3 separate regions of the Homo sapiens genome follow, and regions 2 and 3 are each linked to region 1. A link is a loop called in an ENCODE intact Hi-C map of the cell type or tissue named here. Cell type or tissue: heart left ventricle. All regions are shown on one strand.

The links. Peaks named below come from ENCODE experiments on the same cell type or tissue, not always from the same donor. Only the 100,000 strongest peaks of a DNase experiment are listed, where the experiment ranks them.
Region 2: a loop joins it to region 1, with 3 times the contacts of the local background. A loop is called at or near these places in 50 of 110 quality-filtered maps.
Region 3: it touches region 1 in a loop (11-fold over the local background); 80 of 110 quality-filtered maps call a loop at or near these places.

What each region holds. Positions count from the first base shown.
Region 1 is chr3:43,500,622-43,505,621 of GRCh38, reverse strand. All of the region lies in intron 11 of ANO10 (anoctamin 10), which reads left to right. Among named protein-coding and RNA genes, the nearest start is that of ANO10, 120 kb to the left of the region's middle. In heart left ventricle, CTCF peaks have their summits at 2,151 and 2,356 (motif pointing right); no DNase peak of the experiment used is centred here.
Region 2 is chr3:43,215,324-43,220,323 of GRCh38, reverse strand. No RefSeq gene overlaps it. Among named protein-coding and RNA genes, the nearest start is that of SNRK, 69 kb to the left of the region's middle. In heart left ventricle, no CTCF peak of the experiment used is centred here; no DNase peak of the experiment used is centred here; H3K27ac peaks cover 1,399 bases.
Region 3 is chr3:43,160,212-43,165,211 of GRCh38, reverse strand. No RefSeq gene overlaps it. Among named protein-coding and RNA genes, the nearest start is that of POMGNT2, 57 kb to the right of the region's middle. In heart left ventricle, a CTCF peak has its summit at 2,942; a DNase peak (open chromatin) is centred at 2,334; H3K4me3 peaks cover 713 bases; H3K27ac peaks cover 645 bases.

The DNA.
Region 1 (5,000 bases):
GAAAGATGACTTACTGGAAAGAGCACGTGAAGAAAATGTGTTATATCATTCCTGATGAGTAAGGAAGCCAACTGAGGTTTTGAAGCATGCCTCACATAAAGGGCTTTGATGGGGTATAATTGTGGGTTTCACTGGTACCTGAGTAAACCCATGTAGATGATGACATCTCATGAAAAACACATGCTTCTTAGTCGATTTACTAGTGAAATAGTGTTGGGGGAATCCAGCCTATAGACAGTCCTCATGCTCAGCAGAAAAATGTTCTGACAATTAAAACAATTTTAATTTGAATCTTATTTTCTCATAGAAAAAGTGATGTGACAGAAAATGTTTATTCTAACTGGGGATCTGATGCCCAACATTTTATAGAAATTACCATAAACATTGTACTTAATTACATTTATTTTCAAGTGTAAGTGGCATGCTATTTAGTATAGAACTTAGATAGTATTTAAAAACTCGATGGCATTTTATTTATGCTAACACTATCTCATACTATACCAGAAGCTGCTTTTGTTTTCATGCATTCTACTTAAATTTTAGTAAAGCAAATCAGAGCAACTCTCATGGCACTTAATAGAATTCAAAAGAACTTTGTTCAGATTTTTACCATCTTCTTTGAAAGAAACTTTGGACTGGTTGATACATTTTTTAGAAACGGATTCAAGAATAATTTTCTTTCTGCTGGGCACAGTGGCTCACACCTGTAATCCCAACAGTTTGGGAGGCAGAGGTGGGAGGATTACGAGGTCAGGAGTTCAAGACCAGCCTGGCTAACATGTTGAAACCCTGTCTCTACTAAAAATACAAAAATTAGCCAAGCATGGTGGCATGTGCCTGTAATCCAGCTACTAAGGAGGCTGAGGCAGGAGAATCCCTTGAACCCAGGAGGCAGAGGTTGCAGTGAGCCGAGATCATGCCACTGTACCTCAGCCTGGGTGACAGAGTGAGACTCTGTCTCAAAAAAAAAATAAATAAATAATTATTTCTGTCATTTCTCTGATATTTTGTTGAAAAGGCTTTTTCCTCTAAACTACATAAACTAATCTGTTTTTTTTATGAACAGTAACTCTCTTAGCAATGGCAGAAAACTATGCCATTATAGATAGCTACAGTTGCAATCAGCTAGGTACCAATTACATTGCCCATCTGTTTCGTAATTGTTATTTACATTTCTTAGCAGAGATATTTCATGCTTTTCCTTTGCCTTTGATTTATTTGCACTGGTTTTTTTTCACCTGTAGATCACACTTTAGATCCCCAACGCTTTATTTTTATCTATCTATCTATCTATCTATCTATCTATCTATCTATCTATCTACCTACCTACCTACCTACCTATCTACTTATTTTTTGAGGCGGAGTTTTACTTGTCGCCTGGGCTGGAGTGCAGTGGTGCAATCTCAGCTCACTGCAACCTCCGCTTCCTGGGTTCAAGTGATTCTCCTGCCTCAGCATCCCGAGTAGCTGGGATTACAGGTGTCCGCCACCGTGCCGGCTAATTTTTGCATTTTTAGTAGAGACAGGGTTTCACCATGTTGGCTAGGCTCGTCTTGAACTCCTGGCCTCAGGTGATCCACCGCCTTGGCCTCAGCCTCCCAAAATGCTAGGATTATAGGTGTGAGCCACCACACCCAGCCAATCCCCAACACTTTATATAACAAGGTGTTATATAACAAGACTGAAAGCTTCAGTGCAAATGGCAGCCTTATTCAGATTTGCTATACTGTGAAAAAAAAAATCCTCTCTCAGCCTTCAAATCATAAAAATCACCTGATTAGAATGCAGTTTTTAATAGGATAAATGACTGTGAAGTGATGAGACCTCTCTTTGTATGATAGCACTGAGAAATTCAAACAAATCTTAACGGTCAGAGCAGCCAAGGCAGCCTATAAACTTAGGCTGGGCTTGGCCTGAAACCTGTTTGAAACTATTTTATTTGGTTTCTTCAGAGATGTTTTCATAGCCACATGAGTAAATTCGTTTTTTATGTTATGGTGATAGGACAAAGAGAACGATATTAGTCAAAGGGGGAGTGAGCTGTCTTCCTTGTCATATGGCTTAGCTCTGCCCCCTTCTCTTCATTCATGGCTGCTTAAGCTTCTGATGGATCCTGAAGGGAGTAGATAAACTTGCCTTGTGGCTTTGGAGCCATCACATTTGATCTATGGGCCTACTCCCCTCTCCTCATCTATTGGGATGAATGTTAGTAGTGATCTACTTGTGAGACTTGGGTTTCCCAATAAGAAAATAATTAGGTGATCTCTCTCCCCACCCATCACCAAGAAATCAAAATAAATTAGAATCTTCCTTTCAGTATCTGAGAGTATTTAAAGGTGTTTTAAACCACTAGAGGGAGCCCATATTGTTCTGATTTCTGAAACCTGTAATGTTTAACAGCTTGATTTTATTGCCTATAGAAAAGGATCTCTCTAACCAATGACTGGATCACTACATCCATAACTGTAGTGTTCTCCCTTAGTTTGCATTTTTTCTTTTTTCCCAGTTTTTTTATTGTGGTAAAATATACATAATACAAAATTTACTGTCTTGACCATTTTAAGTGTACAATTCAGTGGTATTAAATACATTTATAATGTGCAACCACAGTAATCATCCACCTCTATAATTCTTTTCATCTTGTAAAACAGAAACTCTATACCCATTAAACAATAACTCCCTATTATCCCCTCCACCTAGCTCCTGGAAACAGCCCTTCTACTTTCTGTCTTTATGATTTTGACTATACTAGGTATCTGATATAAGTGGAGTCATATAGTACTTGTCTTTTTGTGACTGGCCTATTTCCCATAATGTCCTCAGGGTTTATCCATGCTGTAGCATGTCAGAATTCCCTTAGTTTTTAAGGCTGAATAATATTCCATTGCACGTACATACTGCATTTTGCTTATCCATTCATCTGTTGGTGAACACTTGTGATGCATCCACTTTTTAGCTGTTGCTTTACTTCATTTGTGTTGTTATAAAAGGAATACCTGAGGCTGGGTAACTTGTTTTTAAAAGAGGTTTATTTGGCTCATGGTTCTGCAGGCTGTACAAGAAGTGTGACACAAGCATCTCCATCTGGTGAGGGCCTCTGGCTGTTTCCACTTGTGGTGCAAGGTGAAGGGGAGCTGGTGTGTAGAGATCACATGGTGAGAGAGGAAGCAGGAGAAGCGGGGAGGTGCCAGGCTCTTTCTGACAACCAGCTCTGGCAGGAACTAATAGAGCGAGAAGTCACTCATTACAGCAAGGATGGCACCAAACCTTTCATGAGGAATCTGCCCCCATGACCCAAACACTGTCCACTAGGCACCATCTCCAATATCAGGGATCAGATTTCAACATGAGGTTTGGGGGAACAAATATACAAACTATAGCAGCTATTGTGAATAATGTTTTATAAACATAGGTATACATGTATCTCTTCAAGATGCTGGTTTCAGTTCTTTTAGATATATACCCAGAAGTGGAATTACTGGATCATATGGTAATTCTATTTTTAATTATTTGAGGAATTTCCATACTGTTTTGCATAGTGGTTGTACCATTTTACATTTCCACCAGCAATGCACAAGGATTCCAATTTCTCCGTATTCTCACCAACACTTGTTATTTTCTGGTTTTGTTTGTTTATAGTAGCCATCCTATGGGTGTGAGGTAAGGAGAAAAGTGGAAAATCACCAAACGGAGACCATCGTTGATACTGGTGTTCTTGTACTCTGTGGCTTAGAATAGGATGTGGGTGAAGTAATTGGAGACAGATCATTTTGATAGCTCCTTGGCTGGGGTCTGTGGCTATCCTCCTCCCCTTCTCCATAATACTCACTGTCATCTTCCACCACATTTCTTTCCACCAATCCCTGGACAGATTTAGTTCCATTCAGCAGAATATCAGTCATGTGTGGACATTATTATGCTGGGCTGTGTGGCAAAGTAGAAAGTGAATAATGAGCTGTCTTTCTTGTCAGGGTAACAATCTTAGTCTTCATTGCATCCAGGTAATGTGTTTTGGCCTCTTTCAACCTCTCTTCCCTTTGCTTTCCTCTGCCTCTCTACTAAGAAGCTTTGACCTCATGATTTCTCAGACCCCCTTCACTGCTTCAGATTCTCTAGATTTTTCATTTTGTGTTTTATTGTCTTTTTAAAGTATTGGGAATTTATAAGATTTTACACTTCCTGCTATAGTTTGGATGTTTGTCCCTCCAAACCTCATGTTGAAATATGATCTGTAATGTTGTGGTGCCTAATGGGCAGTGTTTGGGTCATGCGGGCAGATCCCTCATGAATGGCTTGGTGCCATCCTTGTGCTAACGAATGATTTCCCACTCTGTTAGTTCCTGCTGGAGCTGGTTGTTAAAGAGCCTGGTACCTCCCCTCCCTTTGCTTCCTCTCTTGCCATGTGACTGCATAGCTGGCTCCCCTTCACCTTCCATCATGAGTGGAAGCAGCCTGAGGCTCCCACCAGATGGAGATGCTGGTGCCATGCTTCTTGTACAGCCTGAAAAATCATGAGACAAATAAACCTCTTTTCTTTATAGATTACCCAGCCTCAGGTATTTCTTCATAGCTATACTAATGGACGATGGCATCTTCTGTTTCAGAATACAACTAATTTCTTCACTGAGAGATTTGAGTTGATTCAACTGTACGTACAGCGCCCTCCCCAGCCCTCTTACATACCTGTGTTATAAGATGGTCTGCCTTCCGTTTTTGTTGTTGTTGTTGTTGATCACCATTCTAGGTTGAGCTATAGGAAGTCATGTAGATGTCAAAGCTTATGGAGTCTTTCTAAACCTTCTAAGATTATGCCAACCCAATTCAGAGTATATACACTGATAAAGTAAGATATTTATTAGGATAATTTCTGTAATGGTTGTGTTTGTGCACTAAAGTGTCACTCAGGGTTGAAAAGGCAAATCGTGATTTCAGTCAATTACATTCAAGACTGGTTTTACTTTTAATACCTGCAGAGTTATAGCTTAGGACAGAAGCTTAAG
Region 2 (5,000 bases), 290 kb after region 1:
AATATTTTTTACTTTCACCCACTTAAGTGGAGCAAAAGACTCAATGTTCATCTAGTCTACCCTTTTACACATTCTTATGGAAAAACCATGAGACTTGTGTATAATAACAAAATGTTGCTGTGTGAGCAGGGCTCTTTTGGGAGGGAGTGGTATTGTGTAACATTTGCTTTTGCATGAAGAGTATTGGTGATTCCTATTTGAACCACAATGGATGCATATCTTTCAATCTAATTAGAAAATTAGAAGACCCTAATACTGATGTGGTAAATGTAGAAACCTAAACATTGCAAGGGAGAGCAGATTATCTGCAATCAGCTATGTGGATAGCACAGCAGTAGCCACTGATGAGTGAGAGAACAAACTTTGCTTCCTTCTAAGTGTGGGACTTCCAGACATCTACAGGTATGGATGCACAGCAGAAATTTTGTTGGTTGCCGCTTGCTGCACGGATGACAGAATTTGGAGTAGAAGCCTGAATTAAAGTATTCAGGTCACACAGTGCTTTTGGTTCACAAATTCCAAATTCACCCATCCTTACTGATTCTCTTAATAGGTTACTAGTAAGAAGCAATGAACTCTCCATAAAAGCGACAGTTGGAGGACTGTGTGGCATTCACTCAGAGGAGCAGAGGGAATTTACCTCTTTGGAAAGCAGTTTGCACTCATCAGGAGAATTCTTGTATCCCACCAGTGCTTTGAAGCCTGCTTTGAAAATGACTGTTAAAATTACTGCATTGGCAAAAATTTATAAGCTACTCTGCCGTGAGATAGCCAAAGTCCTAGAGAATTGGGACTCCGTGATTGAAAAGGCCACTCACCCAAATCATGCTTGTTCCCAGTAAGGAGCAGCCCTTCAAATGATGAAGGTCCTTCTGAAGCATCAGTGTTGGCATCTGGGACACTTTTTCTAGAAAGAACTTGCTGTGTGAACTGCAAACACTTGGGGAAATCTTTTCACAAGGAGGTTCTAAGAGCTGAATAGGCATTGAGGAGCTCCAGCCCTACTCTACTCCAGCCCTATAACTTTCAATCATAACCAAACTTCCCATGGCAATGCTATGGTAGGGCTTTTGAAGCAGTGGCTTTAGACCCACTTGTTTCACTGTGCTCTGGTCTTCTCAACTCTCTTGTCTTAGGATCTTGCCAGCAACTGCCCTGTTTTTTTTGCCCTATCTCTTAGGTCTGATTCCTCACTCATTCTTTGGGCTTGTAGACCCTCTTGGGCTTCCCCAGCTTGGACCATTTCAGGCTGTCATTTGTGACTTGCACCTACTCTCTTGTTCTTCCTACATCTGTTCATTTCAATTATCCACTCACCTGACCCACCTGTAGTTTCATTTCCAGTTCCAGCGGCCCAGAAGGGAGGTGAGATGTAGCAAAACGACATCTTCAAGTCTCCTGAATCCAAACACACCTGCCACAGTTAACCATCATGTACACCTAGGGACAAGTCTGTGTTCAGCCATGTGCTGTGGATCTGTACTTTGTAGGAATTGAGAATATGTATGAATTTGAGGTTGATAGCTAGGTAGATACTGAATTATTTCCATATCACTTGGTATAGCCATCTTCCCACCACCATGACCACCTAGACCCTTCCTCAGAACTCTCTGGACCTTCCCTTAATCCTGCAACTTAAGGGGCAATGCCTGGCCAACTGGGGGTGGGAGGATGCCAGTGGGGCTTTGATTGGGTACCCTGACCAACATTCTTTTAATTGGTTGATACCTGAGCCATACTAGTTGATATAAATCTTAAATATCAACCTGTGAAAATGTGCTGTAGTCTCAGACATTTCCATATCAAAAATGAAAAAGAAAAAAAAGCCAGACATGTGACTGCCATGTCAAACATTCTCAGCCTGCAGTTTCTTCTCTTCAAAGGCCACCCCAGAGGCATGAATGTTGGTTTGCAACAAGGAGATTATTTCATAAATATTGCTCTTTGCCAAATCCCCAGAGGCCCTTGAAGGTTGGGTGCTAATAAAGCTTGAATTATTATTAAGCATGTGGTCTATGTAGGTCATTGCCAAGTACTGGCCTGATGAAAAGTAAAGAAAAACAAAGCAAACACAATAACCCCAGATAGAGCATGGATGAGGAAGTGCAACCCCATTCTCCAAATAAGAAACACACCTGAAATCTCTTTTCTTTTTTGTCTTGAAACCAAGAAGGACTTGGTTTCCCCACCTGTAAAATGAGGGTCATAAGAATGACCTCCTTCACTAGTGTTTTAGAATTTTTGACAATATGCTTCTTTAGAAGAAGGGGGGCGGCCAGCGAGGAATAGTGTTGGTAGACTCAGCTTTATCCTGTAGCTTTAGGTTTTCAGTTGCTGACACATGTTGCAGTGTTTGGCTTTTATTTTACCCAGCAACCCCAGAAAGGGGGTGCGGTAGGAGTAGCAAAAGGAAATGCTCCAGGAATTCAAGGTCTTGCCTGAAGGAAACCGCAGATGCCTTAGTCAGATTCTGCATGGAGGCTCTTTTCCAGATGTTCACAGGGAGATGACCCATGTCAAGCTTTCGGCCACTTGGGCAAGTTTCAGGATTGTTCTTTAGGGAGAACCTCTTCCTGAGCAATGAGGAACATGTGCATTTCCCAAGCATCCTGTTGGGTGGTAACGTTCCCTTCCTTACCAAGGTGCTTCCAGCTGAAAGGGTGTCAGTGCAGGCAGGAGAGGCAGATGAATGGTCTGAGGCCTGGGGTTAGGCATCTGGAGGAAGATGGTGGGATTGGAGGTATCTGGGGGTTATTGCTGGATCCTAGATTTGGAAAGATGCTCTCGGGGAGAAGGCAGTAGATCTACTTGTGCTAATATGGTCTCTGGCAAGAGGATTCCAGGCTGCGTCATCTCCTCTGACCCTAGCAGAGAATGAGAATCCTTAAGAAGAAAGCGTAGAAAGCACAGGAAGAGAGGAACTCAAGCTAAGCTGAAGGGAGGAGGGCAGAGCTGGGGGAGTTGTAGCACAGTGGAGACCACACCAAGCCCTAAGCATTCTCCTTTTTTTTAAAGAAGAGAGAGAGAGAAAGAAAAAAAAAAAACCTCAGCTAATGTTTACTTCCTCCTGTTTTACAGAATATTTGAAGTGAACCTGTACCTTTAGTTTCATTTACATATGAAATAAACACATGTATTTATTTGGCGCCAGGCACTCTTCCAGAGTTTCATAAGTTTTAACTCATTTAGTCCCTATGACAGTCGGAAGTAGTTAGTATGGTTATTCCCATTGCACTGTGAGGAAACGGAGGCACAGAACGGTTGAGTGACTGGTCCCCACAGTTATACAACTGATGAGGAGGAGCTGAGATTGGACTCTAGGCAACCTGGCTTCCAAATCTATGCTCTTGACCCTTGACTTAGATTTTTTAAAATAGACTTTATTTTTTAGAACAGATTTATAGAAAATTAAGAAGACACTATTGAGAGTTCCAATATATTCCTTACCTAGTTTATGCTATTATAAACATCTTATGTTAGTATGGCACATTTGTTACAATTAATGAAGCACTATTGATGAACTATTATTAACCAAAGTCCATAGTTCATTTGGATTTCCTTAATTTTTACCTAATTCTTTTTTTCTGTTCCAGGATCCGATCCAGGATTCAACATTACATTTAATCATAATTTGTCCTTGGGCTTCTCTTGGCCGTGACAGTTTCTCCAACTTTCCTTGTTTTTGATGACCTTGATGATTTTGAGGAGTGATGGTCAGGTGTCTGGGAATGTGTCTGATGACTTTTTCTCATGATTAGACTGGGGTTCAATCCTTGATTCTTGATGGGTATAATGCAAAATTCCACACTAGTTTTGTTTTTTTGTTGTTGTTTTACATACTTGTTTCTTTTTGGAGGAAGAAAGAGATTCCTGTTCTGTAGTTGTTCTGGGTCATCCGGTTCCATTTAAAAAGAATAATCTTAACACAGACTCTCCAGCTGTTGTGAGGCAAAAGGGCCCTTGGTCTATGTTAGCCTCCATATTTCAGGATTGCAGGTTGCATTCAGCTCCTTCGCGGCCCTAGGCTGGCCCTGTTCATTCATCCCTGTTAAAACTGGGCCCTGGCACAGAAAAATGTAAAAGGAACACTGTTGGGGGCTCGGCACTGTAGGGCTCTGCCCTACCCACTTATCTGTCATCTGGTTCTACTTGCTTCCTGGTAAGCAACTCTTCCTCATGCCTTTGTCTTACCCCACTTAACCCAGAGCGACAGCCTGCAGCATGCACATGGCTAGCTGCCTCCCAGCTCTGGACCCTTGATGCTGTCTCTGTAACCTTTCTTGTTTTTTTCTGCTGTCTTTGCAGAGGCATCTCCTCAGTTACTCCTGCATGTGCACATCTGTAGGATTGCTACCCGCCACCTTCCTTAGGGGCTGTCCTGGTAAGTGGACCCAGGCACTCAGCAAACCCACCATCCCAGTCTACAGCACTGTCAGATGCCTCCTTGTGGTCCAGACTGGGGACACATCCTTTTTTTCTTCTCAGAGAGAACTCAGATCATAAAGATATTTACATATGGAAGAAGTGCTTGAGATATGGTCTTGAGATTATAAAAATACACTCAACCTTTTAAAACCATAGCAACACAAGAGACAAGAAGGCTGAAAACTAAAGTGCATTTAAATATAGCTGTAGGCTACAGGTTTGGAAATATAGTTTTTTAGGAAAACAATTAGAGGGAATAGAGTCCTGCCTTCATTCTCACCTGTATCACTTAGAGCCCCACCAAGCTCTAAGCCCAAACCCCAATACATGTCTGTTGGCTGCATGAGTGAATGAACCTACAGAAGAAATTTCCCAGCTGCCTCCAACAGGTCATAGCCCATCCCTTCTCCATCTCTTTTCCTCCTTTCCTTTGGTCTGGATAGTCAGATAACAGGTTTGTGGCTCATGTTACCTTCTCCACCCTCCTTGTGATACATTGAGTTCTTGGCCGCAATTCTTCATATTTTGCTGCATCCACACCCTTTGCCATGGAACTTTGCTGATCCTTTCACAAC
Region 3 (5,000 bases), 340 kb after region 1:
AACAGATTTATGAAGGTTCTCACTCTGCCATTCTGGTCCTCTATTAATTTACATTCAGCAGTTTATCCTTTTTTGTTAGTCTAACAATACCACTGTAGACATTCTTGTACACATGTCCTTTAAGCATTTGTCTGATTACTCTTAAATAAATTTTTCATGCTGGATCAAGGAGATAATGCTTGAAATTTTTATACCCCAGCAATGTAATAACAGTGTGGTCCCTTCAATAACACGCTCAACTCCTTTCCAGAATTGGGTTTGATCATTCTTTTACGTCTTTGCTGGTCTGATATGCAAAAGAATCATTTTTTGTTTGAATTATCATGTCCTTGATTACTAGTGAGAATAAATATCTTTTCCAATATTTGCCACTATTTGCTCTTCTTTTGTTTATATTATAGCTTTTCTCTATTCCTGTCTCCTCCCATCTCCCTCATTCTCCCCCACCACATCCCCCATGAAGAGCCTGAACTCTTTGAAAGGTTCAATTCCACTATTGCCTTATAAACCAATATATCTAAGTGCCAATGAAAAACTGTCTCAGACCAACTCAGAAATGCATGATGAAGTCATAACCAAAATGTCTTGGTGTAACAGATGTTACAGCTTCAGCATCAGGGGTGTTATTGCCTTGTACAATTGCTTGTGTGATCCCATTTTCCTGGGGTAGCACAGACGGCACTCCCAGCCTAACAGGAATCGGTTTTTCTGCTTTATGATGCACTCTAGAACCGCTAATTACGTCCATCTCACCCCCAGCTATTTGTTATCTCTTTCCTTCTCCAGACTGAGAGATGGAGGAGGGAAGTCAACCTGGCTTGTCCGAGGGGTGCAGGATAGCCTGCAGGAGCCCTGCCCAGACTTTGAATGTAACTCTCCCAGTCACAGCTTTTCAGGGGCCATCTCACCTGAGTCACCATGGGGACAAAGTACAGGAGGAACTTGCCTTACCCTGCTCATGGGAGACTCCATCACAAGATCGTGTCTCCTGCAGGAACAGGGGGCCCAGGAGACTCAGGATCCCACTCTGGCTCTGCCTAGAGTGTCGCATCCTAGAGAACAGGAGGATACCCTCGGGCAGCCCTTGCCTCTTACAGAATCAACACGGTCAACAGGAAGATGAGAGGCGGGACTGGCTGGCTTGAAGTCCTGTCCAGCCCAGCCACTTATGATTGGGTTACCAATGAACACCTAGCCCCTGCGTGAATATTCAGAGGTTGGTGAAGTGCACCCTCCTCAACCCTCACCTCCTGCTACCCACACAGGACACCAGTCCTCAGTTTGGTCTGGGGAGTCAAGCTGCCTGAGCTTGAATCCCACCTCCACTTTCTACTGGCTATGTGACCTTGGGCAAGTTATTTAAGCTCTCTGCTCCTCAGTTTCCTCACCTATAAAATGGGGACAATGCTATTACCTACCTCAGACAGTTGCTGGGAGTGGTTCTAAGAGAGGTAACAGATATACAGTGCTTCCAACTGTGACTGATAGACAGTAACCACTCAAAAAATGTTAGCAATCAAAACGCTTTAGAGTTTAGCCACTGCTCCTAGCCCTGCCCTCTGCAGCCATTGTCTATCTCAACAGCAGGAAATCTGCTAGGGCTGGGGCACACTGAGCACTGTGCCAGGATGCCCACCACCTGGGGATGGGTGAGGAGATGGGCTGGTGGAACCCTGGAACCCTGCTCCTGCACTGTTTCCTGGGAGAAGAATTTGTGCCTGCTCCCAAGTGCAATATATGGAGCCCCATGACTTAGAGTCAGAAAGATATGCCTTTAAGTGCCTGCTCCTTATTGACTCTCCATGAGACCTTCATAAGGGTGAATTCCTTAAGCTCTGGGTGTCGATTTGTTCATTTTGAAAATGGAAATCAGAGTATGCACCACTTGCTGTGTTAGGGGAAAGATTAAATTGCTAATGCCTAAGACCTGATAAACACCACTGGCACCACACTAAGGATTCATCTTGGGTCGTAAAAAGTGACATTCTGCTCTTATCATAAAGAGCCCCCCGCCCCACCTCCACAACCCTATTTCGAATAAAGGACATACCAGTTTCTGCAAATTTGGTCTTATTTAAAGCCAAGCAGAGGTGGCTTTTATGTGATGTGACATAAAAATTCAGACTGAGCCCTGTTTTGCTTTCTCTTTTGGCTGCTAACTTGACCTAGCTGCCTTTCTTCCCCTCACACCACGGGAGTTCGGGTTGCCAGGTAAAATCAGCACAAGTCTAACACTTCCTGTCAGCTCAACCTGAGTTTCTTCCACTTATGCTGTCTGCAGTGGCTTCGGCATCCCGAGCCAAGGGGCCAAGGGTGATGTGTGGCTGTGCTGACACATCCCCTTCCCCTTGAGTAGCCCTGGGACCTGGGATGCGGGAGAGGGAGCAAGTGAGCCAGTGCTCAGAGAACAGCCACCTACAGACCCCTAGGCAGGAGACCCCAAAAGGCCGCACTTAGCCTCCACAAAGAACCAGGCCCTCTTCCTCAGCGGAACCATTTCCAGAACGCAAAGCATCCTCTGGGGAGGTCCAGCTGCTGTGCCTTTGCCACTTCTCAGTGCTGAGCTGGTTTGGCAGGGAATGTGGCAGGCAGCAGTTGGCAGTCACAAGGGTCAGAGGAGCATTCTGTGGCATTTATACAGAGTCACGTTTCTGACTTGACTGAAAGTAGAATCTTTAATAATATATAGGTTTTAAGTGACTGAGGGTTGCTCTTGCCAAATCCTAGCATAAAGCATATTTTTACAGCTGGGATGATAAATCCCTGAAAGACGGCACTTACCATGGAAACGCTGACACAGCCTTTCATTCCCTTCACAGTGATTAAAATCCTTATTTCAATTTGTTTTTCTTTATTTTGAGCTAGAGTCATTTGCAAGCCCAGGAATACATCTCTCTGTGAAAGAAAACGAAATGCTGCCCTCTGTCAGAAATAAAATGAAACTGTTCTTAACTCACTGCAGTGGTACAAATCTCGCCTTGAAGAATCATGAAAACCCAGGAAATCAGGCTTTCTAGCCAGAGTAGAAACTCCTGCAGAACTTACCTTGTTTCCTAGGGAAAGTAAGACAGAGACAGGAAGGCAGGCAACCAACGGTGTGTTATCAAACCAGGGGCCACTATGGGCATCTGGAGATTTAGCCTTTGAGGAATTCCGGGAGCCATTGCAGCCAGTGCACATCAGGACCATCCTGCCTACAAGGTGGGATGCTCTGGGGTGTTTGTTCGCCAGTTCCCACCAGTCACTGGTTTCAAGCTGCCGCACATCAGTGCTTATGCATTTCTGGCCTGCTGCTCATTGCGGGCTCCAATGGCCAGAGGGAGCCCTCAGGCAAAGAGATGCAGATTTGGCAGTTGGAGGCCCAGCCCTTGTGCTGGTGAGGCTTGAGTGCATATAGGGAGCCCTGATCTGTCCACTGATCCCACTCTCCATTATCCCTTTTATGCTTCTTTGGACTGTTTTATTTGCAAGTATATTTAATATGGTTTGGATGTTTGTCCCCTCCAAATCTCATGTTGAAATGTAATCCGCAGTGTTAGAGGTGGGGCCTAGTGGAAGGTGTTGGGGTCAAGGGGGCAGATCCCTGATGAATGGCTTGGTGCCCTCCCCATGGTAATGAATGAGTTCTCAATCTTAGTTCACAGGAGAGCTGGCTATTTAAAGGAGGCTGGCACCTCTTCCTCCCTCTCTTGCTCACTCTCTCGCCCTGTGACATGCTGGCTTCCCTTCCCTCCTGCCATGACTAAAAGCTTCTTGACGCCTCATCAGAAACCAAGCAGATGTGGGCTCCATGCTTCTTGTACAGTCTGCAGAACTGTGAGTCAAATAAACTTCTTTTCTTTATAAATTACCCAGTCTCAGGTATTCCTTTATAACAACACAAAATAAGCTAACACAATATTTCATTCCCTTGGGGTTCAGGGAATTCCCTCTGTTTATCCAAGTCTTATCATCCGTGCTGAACCAAAAGCTCAGTGATCCTACTAACCAAATGCCCAGGAATGTCTTTCTACCTTTCCAAATCTTGTAATTGGAAAATCCATAATTGACCTGGCCACATGTCTTAATTTGCCAGTGAGATCTCAGCAGTGTTTCTCATTTAATAGCTGATGTGGTCTCAAATTTCCCAACCTAACAAGGCTTCATTCAACTCTGCAGATCATATTAGAACTTGGCCTAATGAGACCTGAGCATTTCCCTGATTCTGCACATGGTCAGAGCTTGGCAACAGGGTTTTCCAGAGTGTTCCACAGATAATCAGTCTGGAGAGATATTCCTCAGAATGGGGATTCAGAGATGAGATAAGCCTGGTAACATCACTAGGTATAGCACCCTCTTAAAGATCATAAGGCCCACCAGGATATTAAAGGCTCTGAGAAGTCCTGCAGGGAATAAATCCAATTAGCTTTGTTTAACTCAATGTTTCCCAACTTATTTCATCACTGGACTAGTTCTTCACGAAACATCTATTATCATCCTGTAACATACCAGATATAGTACACTTAACTGGATTTGCCTTTTATTTGTTTTCCCCCCTTATTTTAGTGAATTTTAAAAATATTTTTATTATACAAGTATGACATGTTTTGTAGAAAGACTGGGCCGGAGGCAGTGGCTCACGCCTGTATTCCCAGCACTTTGAGAGGCCAAGGAGGGCAGATCATGTGGTCAGGAGTTCGAGACCAGCCTGGCCAACATAGTGAAACCCCATCTCTACTAAAAAAAAAAAAAAAAATACAAAAAATGAGCATGGTGGTGGGTGCCTGTAATCCCAGCTACTTGGGAGGCTGAAGCAGGAGAAGTGCTTGAACCCGGGAGGCAGAGTTTGCAGTGAGCTGAGATCGTGCTTTTGCACTCCAGCCCGGGCAACAGTTCGAGACTCCGTCAAAAAAAAAAAAAAAAAAAGACTGAAAAAATACAAATAAGGAAAAAAGGAAGAAAAGGCACCGTGACATAATTACTGTGAACATTTTGGGTTCCGGAAGCGCATGTGTCCATGT